2 separate regions of the Homo sapiens genome follow, and region 1 is linked to region 2. The links are chromatin loops, found by intact Hi-C in ENCODE. Cell type or tissue: HCT116. All regions are shown on one strand.

The links. Hi-C counts contacts between places; a loop is a spot of excess contacts. Peaks named below come from ENCODE experiments on the same cell type or tissue, not always from the same donor. Only the 100,000 strongest peaks of a DNase experiment are listed, where the experiment ranks them.
Region 1: a loop joins it to region 2, with 15 times the contacts of the local background. A loop is called at or near these places in 6 of 110 quality-filtered maps.

Annotation. Positions count from the first base shown.
Region 1 is chr19:6,124,029-6,128,028 of GRCh38, reverse strand. LOC105372255 (a long non-coding RNA gene) reads left to right here. Exons shown (of 4, transcript NR_187772.1): 4 at 48-2,603. Among named protein-coding and RNA genes, the nearest start is that of ACSBG2, 9.6 kb to the left of the region's middle. RefSeq lists a silencer at 2,197-2,491. In HCT116, CTCF peaks have their summits at 1,506 (motif pointing left) and 2,309 (motif pointing right); DNase peaks (open chromatin) are centred at 1,488 and 2,318.
Region 2 is chr19:6,629,768-6,633,767 of GRCh38, reverse strand. No RefSeq gene overlaps it. Among named protein-coding and RNA genes, the nearest start is that of TNFSF14, 38 kb to the left of the region's middle. RefSeq lists an enhancer at 2,115-2,616. In HCT116, CTCF peaks have their summits at 380 (motif pointing right) and 1,592 (motif pointing left); DNase peaks (open chromatin) are centred at 367 and 1,577; H3K4me3 peaks cover 424 bases.

The DNA.
Region 1 (4,000 bases), 510 kb after region 2:
AGCTTAAAACATTGATAATCACTCATCATCTCTCGTGGTTTTTGTAGGTCAGAAATTCAGACAGGGCACATCTGGGACAGCTTGAAGTCATGATGTGCTGGAGCTGGCATGTATCAACCGCATGAGTCAGAGCCAATTGCATGCATCTCTTCTCAGCTTCACATTCAGTGGTATCACATCTGTACCTTGAAATCAGCCACAGTGGGAGTATTTACACCACAGGAATTGGCAAACACTGCAAATCAGCGCCCCATGCCACTCAAGAGCCAGTTATTAAATATTTATCAGAACATAACTGCTTTAAAGAATTATTTAAAATTCTCAACAATATAAAGGGACATTTTATTATTAAATCCTTAGGGATGGTCCCACCAAAATCCCATATACAGTAATATTAGCAGACTCCAAATGTACTTAGATTTGCTAAAATTCTCAAATGCATTTTTTTTTTAGAGACAGAATCTCACTCCATTGCCCAGGCCCAGTGGTGTGATCATAGCTCAGTGTAGCCTTGAATTCCTGGGCTCAAGCAATCCTCCCACCTCAGCCTCCTGAGTAGCTAGAACTACAGGTGTGCACCACCATGCGGGGCTTATTATTTTATTTTTTTGTAGAGGTAGAGTTGTCCAGCCTGGTCTGGAACTCCTGGCCTCAAGTGAGCCTCCTGCCTCAGCCTCCAAAGTGTTGAGATTGCAGCCATGAACCATGACAGCCAGCCTCAAATGCTTTTCCAATAACACACAGACACAAGCCCTGAAATTTATATCATTGAGTTACTGAATACATATATGTGCCTGGATTTCCCTAGCAAAAATTGGGAAGAAAACATTTACTTTCCTTTTCCAGGCAGGGTGAGTTAAATGGTATGTCTGCAGCTGCGTTGCCAGGGGTCCGTGGCTTTTCAAAAGTGGGTGTCCCTACTGGCAAAAGTGGATACGGGGGTCTGCATGTTCCGTGGCAGCTTCCAGGAAGAATGAGAAGTGGATAAGAGTGGATGGTGCAGGTCTAGAAGCAAGAAAGGTCTGAACTAAATTGGTTGTCACTTGCTGTATAAGTGAGCCAAAGACAGTGTCTTTCTATCAGCCCTATCTCATTTATTTCTTTACAGCAGGCAGGCAGGGACCTCTCAGCTCAAAGCCCACCAGCACCAAGCTCAAATTCTCACACAATCCATTGCTATAAATATTGCACAAATAAGCATATGTTTAGTCATTTAGAGCCCACCTGCTTTGCATACCCCATAAAATTGCACCCAACAACACCTATTAATCACAGAGAAGAAAAATCTTACAGCCATAAGAAACCCCAAATTATTGTTGCCTTTCAGAGTTCTATGATGCAGACTCTCCCCACCTTGCTACTCAATGACATCACCTAGACACTTAAGCCCTGCCTCTAACTCTCCTCTGTCCCAGGAGTTCCTCTGGAAGGAGTCCTGCTGGAAGGGACATTCCCCGCATGCAAACCTATCTAAGTGCCGTGCAGTAAAGCTTGTTATGCAATACTGCCATCTTATGGTCCTGTTTTGTTTTGTTTTTTTTGAGCTGCCCCATCAGGAATCAATGATGTCATAAGTCATGGCTCCTGAAATTGCAATTTTCTTGTGTGTGTGTGTGTGTGTGTGTAAGCAAAATTAGGCCAGGCATGGTGGCTCACACCTGTAATTCCAGCATTTTGGAAGGCCAACACGGGGGGATCGCTTGAGGTCAAGAGTTTGAGGCCAGCCTGAGCAACATAGTGAGACCTCATCTCTCCTAAAAATTTGAAAATTAACGCGATGTGGTGACACGTACCTGTAGTCCCAGCTACTTGGGAGGCTGAAGCGGGAAGATTGTTTGATCCCAGGAGTTTGAGGTTGCAGTGAGCTGTGATTGCACCACTGCACTCTAGCCTGGGCAACAGAGAGAGACCCTATCTCAGTTTAAAAAATAAAATACAATAAGTTTTAACGAATTAATTTTTGTTATGTCTTGTGGTCTTTAAATGACACACATTTGACAGAATGCAGTGGACATTGACAGTACCAAGTAACACTGCTATGGCCGAGAACAGGAGTGGCCAGGTGGCATCTGAAAAGCTCTAGTTCCTTGGTGTGTCATCTACAGCCATGAGCAGCCTCATCCAAGGCTCCTGTCGGGGTGGCCAGTATGGAGTGAGGTCTGGAGGTGTGTCTTTGATCCCTACGTCTGACACTCGCTGTCCACCACGAACATCCTGTGTCACTGTGGATCCAGGTACTGGAAGATACTGAAGGAGTCCATGTTCCAGGTGCCAAGGTAAGGCCATGAAGCCAAGGTGCAGTTCTTGGAGAAGACCAGAAGGGGGCTCCTGGTAGCTGCAGCTCCAGATAAAGCCTCCAAGTCCCCATCTTCACGTGTATCAGATTCTTCTGTCAATTTGCAGCTGGTATGCTCTTTTAGCAGGGATCAAGCCAGCAACTGGATGACTCCTCCAACAATGCATGCAAATTAGAGCATCATTATCATTTGAAGTGCCTGATGGGAAAACACTCAACTGGATTCAAAAAGCCATTTACATCATTACAACAATTTTTGAAACTTATATTTGTTAATGAATAAAGAAGTTGGGGTCCTTAGACATAATTTCACCTGTTATAATTTTTTAAAGGCTTGTAGAAAATGGTTTGAAGTTTCTTACCACTTGCTTGTGCACGTGACGTTTCTTGCCAATTGTGTCTATTAAAAATTTGAGGGGCCGGGCACAGTGGCTCATGCCTGTAATCCCAACACTTTGGGAGGCCGAGGTAGGCAGATCACCCAAGGTCAGGAGTTCAAGACCAACATGGCGAACATGGTGAAACCCTGTCTCTACTAAAAATACAAAAATTAGACGGGAGTGGTGATGGATGCCTGTAATCCCAGCTACTCGGTAGGCTGAAGCAGGAGAATCACTTGAAACTGGGAGGCAGAGGTTGCAGTGAGCCAAGATCTCACCACTGCACTCCAGCCTGGAAGACAGAGCAAGACTCTGTCTCAAAAAAAATTTTTTTTAAAAAATATTAGAAGCAAACCAAATGTCTGTCAACAAAAGAATAAACCTATAAATAGTGATATATTTTTATAATGAAATACCACTCAGATTTTTTTTAAAAGAATGAACAACTGATGCATTCAACAATATGAATGAACTTCACAGATATAATATGCTAAAGAAGCCAGAAAAGGCCAGGCGCGGTGGCTGACGCCTGTAATCCCAGCACTTTGGGAGGTTGAGGCAGGTGGATCACTTGAGGTCAGGAGTTCAAGACAAGCCTTGCCAACATGGTGAAACTCCATCTCTACTAAAAATACAAAAAATTAGCTGGGCATGGTGGTGTGCACCTGTAGTCCCAGCTACTTGGGAGGCTGAGGCAGGAGAATCGCTTGAACCAGGAGATGGTGATTGCAGTGAGCCAAGATCGCGCCCCTGCACTCCAGCCTGGGTGACTTGTCTAAAAAATTAAAATAAAAGAGTAAGCAAAATACACGTGGTGGTAGAAGTCAGAAAAATGGGGTAGAGGTATTAACTGGAAAAGGACAAGAGAGAACCTTCTGGGGAGAAGGAAATGTTCCATACCTTGATCCAGGTGCTGGTGGTAAGGATTCACACACACACACACACACACACACACACACACACACACACACACACACACGTAAAAAGTCACACATATGTAAACAATTAAGAATTATGCACTTTGACATCTGTAAGTTACATCTCAATTTGTTTTTGTTTTGTTTTGTTTTGAGACAGGGTGTCACTCTGTTGTTTAGAATGGAGTGCAGTGGCACAATTGTCGTTCACTACAGCCTCAACCTCCCTCAGCTCAGGTGATCCTCCCACCTCAGCCTCCCAAAGTCTGGGATTACGGGCATGAGCCACAGTGCCCAGCCTCCTGTGTCTATTAAAACAGTCATAATAATAAAAGCGGTACAGTTCACACAGTGATGTCCTTAAAATAATGCAGATGAAGCCAATGTCGTTTATAAAGATGGGAACT
Region 2 (4,000 bases):
GCCTCAGCCTCCCAAGTAGCTGGTATTACAGGTGCCCGCCACCACACCCTGTGGGCAGCAAGCCACACAGGTGCCGAGGCAAGAGACCGAGGGCACGAGCTGTTCCAGTATAATAAAGAAAATACATAAAATAAGAATACTTATACTAGACATAGATCATGGATATGATTATATATGAATATCATTAATTATTAGTTTGTAGCAATTACTCTTTATTCCAATATTATAATAATCCTTGCTCTACAATCATAACCTAGGAAAAACCAGGCCATACAGAGATAGGAGCTGAAGGGACATGGTGAGAAGTGACCAGTAGATAAGAGTGCGAGCCCTCTGTCACGCCCGGACAGGGCCACTAGAGGGCTCCTTGGTCTAGGGGTAACGCCAGCATCTGGGAAGACGCCCGTTGCCAAGTGGCCCGTGGTCTAGCGGTAGCGTCAGTGCCAAGGGAAAACACGGGCTACTTAGCAGACTCGAGGCCAGGAGTTTAGAGAAGACTCTGCTCCTCCACCTCTTGTGGAGGACCTGACATTAGTCAGGCTCGCCCGCAGTTATCCGGAGGCCTAACTGTCTCCCTGTGATGCTGTGCTTCAGCAGTCACACTCCTGGTCCGCTTTCATGTTCCATACTGTACACCTGGCTCTGCCTTCTAGATAGCAGTAGCAAAATTAGTGAAAGTACTAAAAGTCTCTGATATGATATGCAGAAATAATGGCGTAAGCTGTCTCCTCTCTCTCTCTCTCCGCCTCGGCTGCCAAACAGGGAAGGGCCCCCTGTCCAGTGGACACGTGACTCATGTGACCTTACCTATCATTGGAGATGGCTCACGCTTCTTACCCTGCCTCCTTGTCTTGTATCCAATAAATAACAGTGCAGCCTGGCATTCGGGGCCACTACCGGTCTCTGCGTCTTGGTGGCAGTGGTTCCCCGGGCCCAGCTGTCTTCTTTTATCTCTTTGTCTTGTGTCTTTATTTCTACGATCTCTCATCTCCTCACACACACAGGGAGAAAAACCCACCGACCCTGTGGGGCTGGTCCCTACATACCCTGGCTAATTTTTGTATTTTTAGTAGAGACCGCGTTTCACTATGTTGGCCAGGCTGGTCTCAAACTCCAGACCTCAAGTAGTCCACCTGCCTCGGCCCCTCAAAATGCTGGGATGACAGGCGTGAGCCGCCGCGCCTGGCCACAACAGGACATTTCAGTTCAGATCCACATTCCAAGTGCCATATAGTAACATATGGCTATTGACATGGAATAGCATGGTATTGAGTAGCACAGATTTGGACCATCTGCATTAATTGCAATTCTTCATACATTTTGAATTTTTTGGAGGAATTATTTGCCTCTTCCGTATTTCTGTTTCTCTCCTTCCTTGCCTTGTTTCGGATTTTTGTCTTATTCCCGTTTTTCTTCTGAGTTCAGAAATTATACATTTTATTCCTATACTTTTAGAAATTTTAATTTACATATTTAATCTATCAGAGTCTAACACTTTAAGTCTCTTGTCTGCAAAAAGCCTCCTACTCGGTCTCCCTGTATCCACTGGCTCCCCCTACAGGCCATTCTTCATACAACAGTCAAAGTGAGATGTTTCGTAAACGTTTTCTTCCATAGACAGTTGACGTTTGAACAATGTGGGGTCTTAGGTGCACCAACCCCTGAGCAGTCAAACGGCCACATATAACTTTTGACTCCCCCAAAGCCTAACTCAGCAGACTGTTAACCAGAAGACTTGCTGATAACATAAGCTGTGGATTATCACATACTTTGTATGTTACATGTATTATACACTGTATTCTTACAATAAAGTAAGCTAGAGGAAAGAAACTCTTATTAAGAAAATCATGGCTGGATGCGATGGCTCACGCCTGTAATTCCAATACTTTGGGAGGCCGAGGCAGGCAGATCACTTGAGGCCAGGAGTTCAAGACCAGCCTGGGCAACATGGCAAAACCTCATCTCTATGAAAAATTACAAAAAAAAATAGCCTGGCATGGTGGCATGGGCTTGTAGTCCTAGCTGCTCAGGAGGCTGAGGAGGGAGGATGGCTTGAGCCTGGGAGTTCGAGGCTGCAGTGAGCTATGATGGTGCCACTCCACTCTAGCCTGGGCAACAGAGCAAGACCCTGTCTCCACAGAAAAAAAAAATATCTCCACCTGGGCAACAGAGCAAGATCCTGTCTCCACAAAAAAAGAAAGAAAGAAAAGAAAGAAAGAAAGAAAGAAAGAGAAAGAAAGAAAGAAAGAAAGAAAGAAAGAAAGAAAGAAAGAAAGAAAGAGAAAGAAAGAAATTATCTCCACCAGCCAAATGTGAGAATTTCTGTTGTTTCTCATTCTGCCAAATCTTATTATTTCCCATATTTTATCCAGTTTTATTTAGGCATCACTGGCAAATAAAAGCTGTGTATATTTAAGGTGAGAATGTGATGCTTTGCCGGGCATAGTGGCTCACGCCTGTAATCCCAGCACTTTGGGAGGCCGAGGCGGGTGGATCACGAGGTCAGGAGATCGAGACCATCCTGGCTAACATGGTGAAACCCTGTCTTTACTAAAAATACGAAAAATTAGCCGGGTGTGGTGGCGGGCGCATGTAGTCCTAGCTGCTTGGGAGGCTGAGGCAGGAGAATGGCGTGAACCCAGGAGGCAGAGGTTGCAGCGAGCCGAGATCGTGCCACTGCACTCCAGCCTGGGCAACAGAGCGAGACTCCGTCTCAAAAAAAGGAAAGAAAAAGAAAGAAAGAAAGAAAGAAAGAAAGAAAGAAAGAAAGAAAGAAAGAAAGAAAGAAAGAAAGAAAGAAAGAAAGAAGGAAGGAAATGTGATGCTTTGATACACCTATATGCTAAAATTATCACCACAGTCATATCTCGCTGTGGTTTTAATTTGCATTTCCCTGATGATTAATGACGTTGGGCATGTTTTCACACACCTGTTAGCCATTCGTGTGTCTTCTTTTGAGGAATGCCTATTAAGATCATTCGCCCATTTTTAAATTGAGCTATTTGTTATGTTGCTGTTGAGTTATATGAGCTCTTTATATATTTTAGAGATCTCAACCCCTTATCAGATATATGGCTTACAAATATTTTCTCTCCATCCATACGTTGCCTTTTAATTTCCTTGATTGCTTCCTTTGCTTGGCAGAAGCTCTTTAGTCTGTTGCAATTCCACTTATTTTTGCTTTTGTTCTCTGTGCTTTTGGTGTCAAATCCAAAAAATCATCACCAAGGCTGGGTGTGGGGGCTCACACCTGTAATCCCAGCACTTTGGGAGACCAAGGCAGGCGGATCATGTGGGATGGAGTTCCATGTACCCAGGCTTTTAGGCTGCTGTTCTTTTTTGTTATGTTTTGTTTTGTTTTGTTTTGTTTGTTTGTTTGTTTGTTTGTTTGTTTTTGAGACGGAGTCTTGCTCTGTCGCCCAGGCTGGAGTGCAGTGGTGCGATCTCGGCTCACCTCAAGCTCCACCTCCCAGGTTCATGCCATTCTCCTGCCTTAGCCTCCTGAGTAGCTGGGATTACAGGCGTTCGCCAACACACCTGGCTAATTATTTTGTATTTTTTTAGTAGAGATGGGGTTTCACCATGTTAGCCAGGATAGTCTCAATCTCCTGACTTCGTGTTCGGCCCGCCTCGGCCTCCCAGAGTGCTGGGATTACAGGCGTGAGCCACTGCGCCCAGCCTGGGCTGCTGTTCTAAGCAGGGTTCAGCCTGGTTAATACGTGATGTTCTTCTGTTTGACCCCAATGTTTAAAGGTTTGACTTCTAAAAATCAAACTGCCGGGCCGGGCGCAGTGGCTCACGCCTGCAATCCCAGCACTTTGGGAGGCTGAGGTGGGCGGATCACGAGGTCAGGAGATCGAGACCATCCTGGCTAACATGGTGAAACCCCATCTCTACTAAAAATACAAAAAATTGGCCTGGCGTGGTGGTGGGCGCCTGTAGTCCCAGCTACTCGGGAGGCTGAGGCAGGAGAATGGTGTGAACCCAGGAGGCGGAGCTC